Linked DNA regions of Homo sapiens: region 2 is linked to region 1. Evidence: read pairs that join two places in POLR2A ChIA-PET (ENCODE). Cell type or tissue: MCF 10A. All regions are shown on one strand. Links, peaks and the distances in the headings refer to the core of each region. The heading gives the core; the rest is flanking DNA. Region 1 overlaps PPP5C (protein phosphatase 5 catalytic subunit). Region 2 holds the start of HIF3A (hypoxia inducible factor 3 subunit alpha).

Region 1 (5,365 bases), core at 159-5,158:
CTCCCAGGGATGGGGAAAACTTGGGTGTGGACACACAGGTCGAGAGCGGGACAGAGTGAGTGAAGAGTCCCCTCCTGGGTCAGGTCTGGCCCAGAGGCCTCTTCCTGACCTCCCTGTCTTCCTTCACCCACCCCCCTTTACTCTATTCAGTTTTATGGCACTTAGCACTATTCATTTCATGACTTATTCATCATCTTATCTCCCTCCTAGAATATCGGCTCCATGTGGACAGGAAGGGTTTTGTTCATAGCTGTACCCCTAGTGCCTAGGACAGTGCCGGGCACATAGGAGATGCTCAATAATCATCTGTGGGATGATCCACAACAATCCCTTGGATCTTCTCAGCACCTAGAGGTGAATCAGACACAGCCTGTGGGGACTGTGCTACTACCCGGAGGAAGGGCCCGTGAAATGGCAGGGGGACCATGGCTCTCCAATCTCGCTCACTGGGAAGCGTGAGGCCCAGCTTTGGGCTGTGGATGGAGCGCCCTGGAACACAGGCAGAGGAGCGACAGACACCAGCCTGGGGACAGAACAAGGGGCCACCCCTGAGCCCAACCCCACCCCCAGGGAATGGAGAAGGCCCGTGTGGAATGTTCTGGGCTGGAGCGTGGAGCATCCAGGCCTGACTCACTCATGCTCTCGATGTCCAGCGAGTCCACCACGGAGCGCTTGTGCTCGTCGCCCGCGATGGCCCGCTCAAAGGCCTTCTGCTTCACGATCTTGTTGCACTCCTGGTATTTCATTTTGGCATCCTTGTCATGGGGCTTCACCTTGACCACCTGGGTGGGAGGGAAGGGGCGTGCACACTGAGGCTGAGGTGGGGGCACAGCGGTTGCCCCCAGGCTGCCCAGCCCTGGGTTCCATGAAAGTGGAAGTCAGACCGCCTGGGCGCCAGGTGCTGATGGTGCAACCCTAGACGTATTTAACTGCCGAGCCTTGGTTTCTGCACCCCAAAACTGGGCACAGCAAAGCTGCCCGCATGGGTGCACTTCATCAATCTTAGCTATGAGCGCGCTAAAATCAAACAACTGCCTGTCTGAGGACTGCGGGCTCAGCTTCAGGTGCCCTGTGAGAATCCCTGTGGGGTGAGCAGCATCCCAAGCACAGGTCCTGATGCTACTATCGTGACTACCAAGGTGGCGGAGCATGAGAGGAAGGGCCCGGCTGGGTCTACGGTCACAGAACAGCCCAGACTCACACAAAGGGCCAATGACTTGCTGGACGACATGGACTCCCCAAGCCCAGGTTACCTAATCTCTAACAGGGAGGTGACACAGGGCTCCCCTGCCAGGGCTGTGGGAAGGAATAAGTAACACAGGGGGCCCGGCATGCAGCAGGGGCAGGTGGGCAGCAGCACCGAGTGCTGTTACTTCCCTCCCTCACACTCTGGGGAGGCCCAGGACAAAAGATTTCCCTGTTTTGTCCACTGAAGAGAGGAACTGAGGGTCACAGATCCCTGAGACCGGGTTCAAATCCCAGCTCTGCAAGTCATGAGCTGGGTGACCTCAGGCAGGTGAGTCTGCCTCTCTGTGGCTCAGTTTCTCTCTGAGGTGGGACTGAGAACCATATATATCTCCCTCAAGAGGGCCACTGGGAGAGCTGCATGGGTGAATGCTTGTGAACCCTGCACAGTGGTGCCAGGTGAAAGGAAACTCCACGTGGGCGCCCACTGCTCTTCACGGTCCCCCTTCTGGGGCTGCTGCGCTGATGACCAGATCATACACAATAGGCATGGGGCGTTCAGCTTTGGGACATAGCAAGTTCCCAGTGAAAGGAGCCCTATCCCCGCAACCTTATTTACCCCGATTCCTGCAAACTCTGATCTTCTAACCTGAAAAGCAGACTGGATTTGGGGGCTGGATTCAGATCCTGGCTCTGCTACTTACTTGCCATGTGACTTTGGGCAAGTGACTTCACCTGTTTAGTCACGTAGACCCCCGTCTGACCTGCCCACCATCCTTAGCCTCCCCAGGAGCAGACCCCCGTATCTCCTGTGCCAGAGGACAGACTGGGAGGTCCCAGGGCCGGCCCTCAAGGAGCAGGGGTGGCCTCTGGTGGAAAGCCTGGCAGCGTGACTCAGAAACCTCCACAGAGACACCCACTGACCCCTGCAGGTTGGTGTGACAGAAGCAGGGGGTGAGGCTCATCCATGCTGGAAACAGGTGTGTGCGCCAAGCGGGGTGAGAAGAGCCCAGGCCCAGCAGGCCACGGCCTCCTCCCTGTCTGGGCAGGCCTAGGGCACCCTGCCAGGCAGCTCCACCTGGGCTGTGGGTGGGTGTAAGGCAGGGGAGGAAGACAGTGCCAGGCAGCCCCTGGCATCCTTCCCAATGAGGAGTGGTTATGTGCCCACACCCGGCTGGCATCCAAACCAGCATGTGGCCTGGCCCATGCGGCTCCTCCCACCCCTCTATACCTCCCAGCCAGACCACTCATGTCCCCGGCATGCTGGCTCCAGGCCTTTATGCAGGCTGCCTCTGCCCAGAGCACCTCATTTGCACCTCCAGCTCCTCCTCCAGGTCTCAGCCCCACTGATCCCTCCTCTAGGAAGCCCCAGAGGCTGGGTCAGGCACCCCCTCTGGGCTCCCAAAGGCCCCTGGGCTCCCTTGTTCCAGCCGTGAGCCCTGCTGGTTCGGAACCGGTCTGTCCACCCCGCTGGAAGGTGGCCCTGTGAGGGCAGGGCTGAGGCTCAGCCATAGCTGTGCGTGCAGCAGTCAATGAATTTCCCTTCCCCCCTTTCTCCAAAGAAATGAATGAGTGACTGAGCATTTCCTCCCCGCCAGTCTCCTGTTCTCCAGGGGTGGGCGGGCTGGGAAGGCAGATGAAGGCAAACAATGACAGCGCAGGGAGGAGAAAGGGAGTGGGAATACCAACAGTGGCAGCGGCAACAATAATAATACACAGCTCACTTCTAGAGCACTTACTATGTGCCTAATATTGTGTAAGCAATTCACTTGCTCATTTATCCTCCATGCACCTCTACATGGCAGTGTTTTCACAATCCTCATCTGACAGACAAGAAAACCAAGGCCCGGGGAGGTGAAGTCACCCACCCAGGAAGCCAGGATTCCCTTCTCTCCCAGGCGAAACTGCGCCAAAGCCCAGGCTCCTGATTTCCGCTATGCACGCTGGGATGGGCTCCCCTTCCACCACCTCCCCTCCCTGCCTGGGCCTCTCGTCCCTGGGGCACACTGCATGCCCTCCAGGGAGGCAGCGTGGGGCAGTGGTTATGAGCCTGGGCTCTGGGACTAGGCCTCCTGGGTCTGAATCCAGGCCTGCCAGGACAGGCGGCCTCACATCTCAAGCCTCCCTCAGTTTCTAGAAAGTAGGGGTGGTGCCAGCACCCCCTGGAGGATTGTCGTGAGAACTTAATGCCAGGCAGCAGCAGGCAAGTGCTCATCCCAAGGCCTGCTGCTACTGTAGCTGCTGCGACACGCAAGGTCTAGCTGGGACAGTGAAGATGCCCTGCTGGGCTCCTGCTCCTGAGGAAGGTCATTCAGTCCAGACCAGAAGGGACTCAGCTCCTGAAGGCCCACCGGGTCAGAACTTCACACTGAACTTTTTTTTTAAAGTGGCAGTTGGATTGTATCAAGGTCAGTATTCTGACTGTGATATTTATGTAGTTATGCCAGATATACCTTTAGGGAAAACTGGGATTTCTGCATTACTTCTTACAACTGCAGGTGAATCCACAGTGCTAAGTAAACAAGTTGTTTCTAAAAGCATTATCTTCGTCAGCGAGTACTCATGGGTAATGATGTCTGGAGCTGGTGAAATGGTAACACAGGTTCACAATCCCCGAAGAAGCCCTGGGGGCTGCGTGTATTTGGGGATTGGGAATTTTTTGGATTTTAGTAAGGTGATTTGGTAGATGGCCGGGTGTGGTGGCTCACACCTATAATCCCACCACTGTGGGAGGCTGAGGTGGGAGGATCACTTGAGCTCAGGAGTTCAAGACCAGCCTGGACAACATAGTGAGTCCCTATCTCTAGAAAAAAATAACAACAACAACAAAAAGCTAGCCAGGTATGGTGGTGCATGCCTGTAGTCCCAGCTACTTTGGGGGGCTGAGGTGGGAGGATTGCTTGAGCCCAGGTAAGGCTGCAGTGAGTCATGATTGTGCCATCACACTCCAGCCTGGGTAACACAGTGAGATTCTGTCTCAAAAAAAAACCAAAACAAAACAATACAAAAAAACCCACATGATTTTGTGTACATGCTCTATCATAGGACACCCCCAGCAGGTCCAAGGCAGTACCTAGTAATCACAAGCACATACACGGCCATTTCTGCAGCAAAACCTCCAGACATGCCACTGGAGAGTAATCAAGACCATCAGCAGCTTCTTAGTAGTTCAGGTCAGGTTTTGCCACTGAACGAGCTGCCCAAACTTACCAGAACAACTGTTCTTCAGAACTGCTTGGGTTTTAAAACTAAGGGTGAGGGATTATAGAGCAGCATCAAGATCCCACATGGAGTGGACCCACAGTACAAGGTGTAACAGGGCATTCTGAATATCTCCAACATGCAGACAATGAGCAGCAGCCCAGAAGGGAGCCGTGCCTGCCTGAGGCATGCAGGCAGCTGGGGGAAGTCAGGTTTCCAGGGCAGGAAATGCCGCTGCTAGTGACAGCCTGAAGCCTGACATAAGGGTTTTTACCCTAGTGGGTTAGTTTCTGGTGAATGAGTTTGGCAAGTCATACCCAGCATTCTCTGTATAATAAGTCAGAGAGACCACCAAGGTGCACTGCCTGAGCTAAGGGTGAGTGCTGTGCCGAGAAACTCGGACCCGCTGCGCCTGCCCTGCTTATGGCCTGACTCTGGGACAAAGCTGCCACCTCCTGGCTGTGCAACCTCAGTGGAGTGAGCTACCCTCTGGGCCTTGGTTTCCTCACCTATAAACCAGGGACAAAGAGAGTCTCCACTGCGCAGGGTAGCCGTGAAGATGAAATGAGTTATATTACTGCATGAAGGTCACACCCTGGGCCCTGGCGAGCGCTGGATGAAATAGTGGTTGTGACTATTCCTGTTACTTTCACAGATCCATGCTGTAGGTGTACAGGCACTAGTATCCGCTTGCAAGGCAACACGCATTTCTAACTGACTGTGCTGGACTCTGATGTAAGGAACCCAAAGCCACAGAACAAAAATCAGGAGATCCCAGGAAGGGCCAGGGAGCACAGAGGGAGTCCCCCAGATCCGGCCTAGGTTTGCACCCAAGTTCCAAGCATAGACAGGAAAGAACATAGGTGGTGTCTTCCGGAAAAGGACCCCGTGAGGGACATCCATCATGAGAGTCAGGGTTCTCCAGAGAGACAGAACTAATGAGAGAGACACACACACACAGGCTGGACGTGGTGGCTCA
Region 2 (5,298 bases), core at 299-5,298, 74 kb after region 1:
ACAAAAATAGGCAAAATAAAAAATTATTATATGATGTGTTACATCTACTATATTGTATATATAATCTAGTGTAGTATATGGTATATATAGTCTCATCTACATTTATATTGATAAATATTACTATTAGTAATAGGCAGCTGTCATTTGCTAAGCATTTATGTGCTTGCCACTGTACTATATATTCTACATGTATTCATCCAATCCTCAGGGGACCCCTAGGAGGGAGCCATTTCATTTTTTATTTATTTTTTAATTTTTAATTTTTAATTTTTTTTTTTTTTTGAGACGGAGTTTCACTGTGTCAGCCAGGCTGGAGTATAATGGCACGATCTTGGCTCACTGCAGCCTCCGCCTGCCGGGTTCAATTCTCCTGCCTCAGCCTCCCGAGTAGCTGGGATTACAGACATCTGCCACCACGCCCGGCTAATTTTTGTATTTTTAGTAGAGACGGGGTTTCGCTATGTTGGCCAGGCTGCTCTCGAACTCTTGACCTCAAGTGATCTGCCCACCTCAGCCTCCCAAAGTGCTGGGATTACAGGCGTGAGCCACCATGCCCGGCGGAGGGGGGCATTTTAAACTTCCACTTTACAGTGGGGAAACAGCTTCTGAAAGGTGAAGTCCTTGCCCAAGAAGCCCCAAAGCCAACAACTGGCTGAGCTGGGATTTGAATCTGGGCGGTGAGTTTCCAGTCTTCAGGCTTTTTCTCATCCCCTCCTTGGGACCCATCCGAGGGAAGCAGAACCTCTAGGAGGGGACACTGTCCCTTCTTAAATTCAAGAGCAGAGGGTGCTTCTGGGGTGGCATCAACCCCAGCCTCAGGCAAGAGACCTGCGGCCCCACCCCCCAGGGCAAGGGGATATTTTCCTGTCTGGAGACAGAAGGAAAATAAAATCCTCAGTACAGCAGGGAGGGAGGCACAGAAGGGGGCAGTTTGGATGGAGGGTTGGAGCAGGGGAGATACGGCCCCTGTCCCCGTCCCCTCCTTCCTGGCTGGTGGGGGCAGGGGCCTCAGTCCTGCCTGCCTGAGAGGACATTCCGTCCTGTTCTGTTCCAGCCCTGTTTGTCTTCCTGCCCAGAGGGTGGGGGCGAGAGGGCCTCACGGAGCTGGGGGCCCGACAGGGAACAGGGAGTGGGAACTGGCAGGGAGGTGGGGCCAGTGCCCCACCTCCCAGGCAGCTGGGCTCTGTAATCCTCTGTGGCTGGGCTGCTTCTTCCATAGAAGGAGCCAGCTGGTGGCTGCGGAGGGACCCTCCTTCCAGCTCCCAGCCTGCCCTCTGGATGTTCTACTGGGAAGTGTGGGTCTTTCCCATTACACAGACTGGGGGCTAGTTCCTCTGGCTCAGGGTTCCAATCCTGACTCTACTACTTATCAACTCCACTACTTATAAGCTACTACTTACAAGCTCCACTACTTACAAGCTGTGTGACTGCTTATAAGCTGTGTGAACGTAATCTTGCTCTGTTGCCCAGGCTGGAGTGCAGTGGCTTGATCTTGGCTCACTGTCACCTCTGCCTCCCAGTTTCAAGCGATTCTCCTGCCTCAGCTTCCTGAGTAGCTGGGATTACAGGCTCCTGCCACCATGCCTGGGTAATTTTTGTATTTTTAGTAGAGACAGGGTTTCACTATGTTGGCCAGGCTGGTCTCGAACTCCTGACCTCAGGTGATCTGTCTGCCTCGGACTCCCAAAATGTTGGGATTACAGGCATGAGCCACCGCGCCCGGCCAAGGTTAGACTTACTGTTCTCCCTCTGTGCGTATCAGAGATGGAAAGCATGGGCTTAGGAGCTTCTTGGGCTTTACAGTAACCTGTGGATTACTCTACACGCCCCATAGTGTGGTGTGTGCATGCAATTACATACATGGTTTTTACACAAGCATCTTAAAAGGAGGATTAAATAACAGTGATACTGTAATAATGATAGCATTGGTGTGTTGAACACTCACGGAGCTAGAGAACCCATTAAGTCCTTACTACTACCCTATTGAGCAGGAGAAGTGATCTCTCCTTTTAAAGAGGCAGAAACTGAGATTTGGAGCAATGGCATCCCCAGCCCAAGTAACCCAGCGCCCTCCATTGACACTGAACTATGTTCAACCACTTCTCAGTGAATCCGACCATGTTCCTGCAATGACTTTCCCCATTTTCCGGATGAGGAAGCAGGCCCAAAGAGGTGATGAAACTGAAGCCACACAGCTTTTAGTAGCAGAGACAGGATTCAAGCCAGGTCTGTCTACTCTGACTTGAGCTCAGTTTGTGGCACACCTGTTGGGTGTCCCGCCCCCCACCGTCTGCTTCCTCACTACTGGCTCCTCATCTTGATCTGGGGTGGTGGAAAGGGAGTGTGATACCCAGTTTTCTTTTTTTTTTCTATTTTTCTATTTTTTTTTTTTTTGCGACAAGGTCCGGCTGTGTTGTCCAGGCTGGAGTGCAGTGGCCTGATCTTGGCTCATTACAACCTCTGCCTCAGGCTCAAGCCATCCTCCCACCTCAGCCTCCTGAGTAGCTGGGACTACAGACACTCACCACCATGCCTGGCTAATTTGCTTACTTCTAGTATAGATGAGATTTTGCCATGTTGCCCAGGCTGGTCTTGAACTCAAGCAATCCGCCCACCTCAGCCTCCCAAAGTGCTGGAATAACAGGCCTGAGCCACCGCACCCGGCCTGCCCGTATTTCCAGGATCTGAAAGTGAGGCTCAGAGCGGCAGTCACTGACACAATTCCACACCACCAGGAAGTGGGTGAGATGGGATTTGAACCCTGTCTTTGGGCCCTGTGCTCTTGGCAGGTGTGGCCCCCACCCAAGAGGCCCCTGCCCCACCCCTCTTTTGCCTAGCAGCCTCGGTCCCTTCCCCCGTCACACCCCTGCTGCCTCCAGATCGCCCCAGCTGGCCCCATGCCCAGCCCTGGTCCAGCCCCCTGGCACTCTGCCCAGCTTGGGACGTGCAGCTGGAACCCTGCCACCCTTCCTCCGTGTTCCAGCCAAGAACAGGGGGTGGGGCCAGGGCCTGGCGGGCTCAGGGTGAGGCCTGAGAATGGGGGTTGGGGCCCAGTGCCCCCCTCCAACCAGGAAGGAGAGAAGTTCACCTCTTCCCTGCCCTGAAGAATTTGCCACCCATGAGGAAGGCATAATAAAAGCAGGCAGTCCCTGCCCACATTCAGGGCTACTTCTGGGCTTTTCTATTCTGACACCCAGCTGGGTATTGGGGGGGGGCGTCTTACGAAAAGCACAGAGGATTTGGTGGGTGGGGGTTTAGGTTGTAGCTGGGCAAGGATGCCTTTTGGCATTGCAGAGAGGTGTCCTGAGAGACCAGAGGCAGGGTTTGGGTTTGCAAAGGGACTTGGCATGGGGGTCTGGGGGAGTCTCTCTGCCCCCCGACTCTGCCTGTTCTCAAGGACATGGTAATCTGGTAGGGTGCTGGTCCCCAAAATCCTATCTTCTCCGGGAATACTACCTCACTGGGCACTCTGGGCTGCAAGCCGTACCCACCAGGGACTTCCCAAGAGCATCCTTGGCCACAGTGGGATGGCAGCCAGCCCCAGCTAGAGGAAGGGAAGGGGGAAAGGAGGTGTTGGGGGCCCACTCACCATCGCCCAGGCCCCCGTTGGCTGAAGGGCCATCCAGGGGGTGCAGGAGGGGATGCGGTGCAGCCAGGACCCGGGTGCGAGTTACGAGTGGGTGCGCACGGCGGTGAGATGACTCCACAGGAAAGGGCCGGCCTTGGGTGGGGAGGGGGGGCACCCGAGCTCAGCCAAGAGGGGCCCCCACCCAGCCAGGAGGGGGCGCTGAGAGGGGCGGAACGACAGCTGGCCCAAAAGGGGTGGGATAGAGTTCCTTGTTAGGCCCAGAGCCAGGGCCTGGAATAGAGTAGGGGACAGGGGAGAGGATGGGGGCGGTTAGAAACATGGGGTGTGCATGGATCCAATCAGGCCTGAGAAGCCAGGGAGGAGGGAAGGGGGTGAGGCTTACTGGGTGCCTCACATTGGACAGGGAAAGCTGAGGACCTAGAACATTTTCCAGGGTCCCATGGGAACATGGCCAGATAAAACCCCCCGGCAGCGGCCCCAGGGCACAGGTTCCCCTGTGTTCCAGCAGAGCTGCACCTGCTGGGCAAGTGAACCCAGAAACCCACCCTCTGCCCGGGATGACCCCATCTGAGTACTGCGGCAGGGGGCGTTCCCATCACAGCCTGCAGGCTCACAGCACCCTGCCATGGAGTCTCCCCAAAATAAAGCTTGGATGAGGCTCCCCTGTCTCTCAGGATGGGGGTGCAGGGGTGAGATGAGGGGCTGGACTTTGGGAAGTGGGTCCAGCTTGTTTCCCTGTTATTTAAGGGGGTGACTCTGGCTTTTGAAAGGATACAAAAAGTCTCTTGGGAAGGGTCCCAGACGGCTTCTGAAAGGGGCTCCCCTCTGCCCATTTCTAGGGAAACCCAATGTTTAGGAGACTGTGTCAGGAAGCATACTATTAGAGGAGATCTCTCCTCTCTTGAACTCAGGAGCTGAATGCCATTCCAAGGGACTCCCTATATGTGGGAAGGCTCCATTTAGGGGTATCCCATATCACCTAGGATCCCAGGCACCTGGTGGCAAAGAATACCCTCAATTTTGGGGGGTTCAGAGGCCAGAGGGATCAATATGTGGAGGGCGAATATCTCCCGCAGAAGCCTGGGGACTGCTCAAATGCAATCACCCCTAATTTATCAGGAATCCCAAGTTCCACCCCCAACCAGGAGGGTAAATGAGCCTTGGGTAGCGAGAAATCGGGAACCCCGAAGCCGCTCTTGGCCAGAGGGGCGGGGCAGCCAGAGACGTAGGGAATCCCCCACCCCTGCAGTCCCTAAGGGTGGAGAGTGCGGTGGGGATGTGCCTCCAACTGCGCGCCCCGGGGCGTTCTTGGCTCGCACCCGCGAACCCCACCCCCCCCAACAATCCAGCTCAGGGGTCTCCAGGAGGAGAGCCCCCCAATTCCCAGAACTCCTGCCCCCGAACTTCAGTACCTTGCGCGCTGCAGCCCCAGCGCCATGGCTCGCCAGTCGCCGCTCCGGAGCCCTCGGAGGCCCCTAGCCCCCTCCCCGGCCTTGCGAGCCCCCTCCCCAGCTCCTCCCCACGCCGCGCGGTTGGCTGTGCCACGCCAGGCCTGAGGCTCTGATTGGGCAACGGTATGTCACTCCTGAAAAGGAGGCGGAACCAGAGGGAAAGACTTGGAAAGGCAAGGGGGGGATACCGTGTAATACACACCCCCCAACCACGCCCCTCGCCGCGGACTTCCTCGGCAGTGTATCCCGCACCGTCGG

The links. Peaks named below come from ENCODE experiments on the same cell type or tissue, not always from the same donor. Only the 100,000 strongest peaks of a DNase experiment are listed, where the experiment ranks them.
Region 2: POLR2A ChIA-PET joins it to region 1 with 22 read pairs; 7 of 35 experiments call an interaction of 5 or more read pairs at or near these places.

What each region holds. Positions count from the first base shown.
Region 1 is chr19:46,371,021-46,376,385 of GRCh38, reverse strand. PPP5C (protein phosphatase 5 catalytic subunit) reads right to left here. Exons shown (of 13, transcript NM_006247.4): 3 at 635-782. Among named protein-coding and RNA genes, the nearest start is that of PPP5C, 27 kb to the right of the region's middle. In MCF 10A, for the core only: a CTCF peak has its summit at 3,375 (motif pointing left); DNase peaks (open chromatin) are centred at 2,315, 2,875 and 3,305.
Region 2 is chr19:46,296,806-46,302,103 of GRCh38, reverse strand. HIF3A (hypoxia inducible factor 3 subunit alpha) reads right to left here and starts at 5,062. Exons shown (of 15, transcript NM_152795.4): 1 at 5,002-5,062. The coding sequence starts at 5,027. In MCF 10A, for the core only: no CTCF peak of the experiment used is centred there; DNase peaks (open chromatin) are centred at 1,103 and 2,953.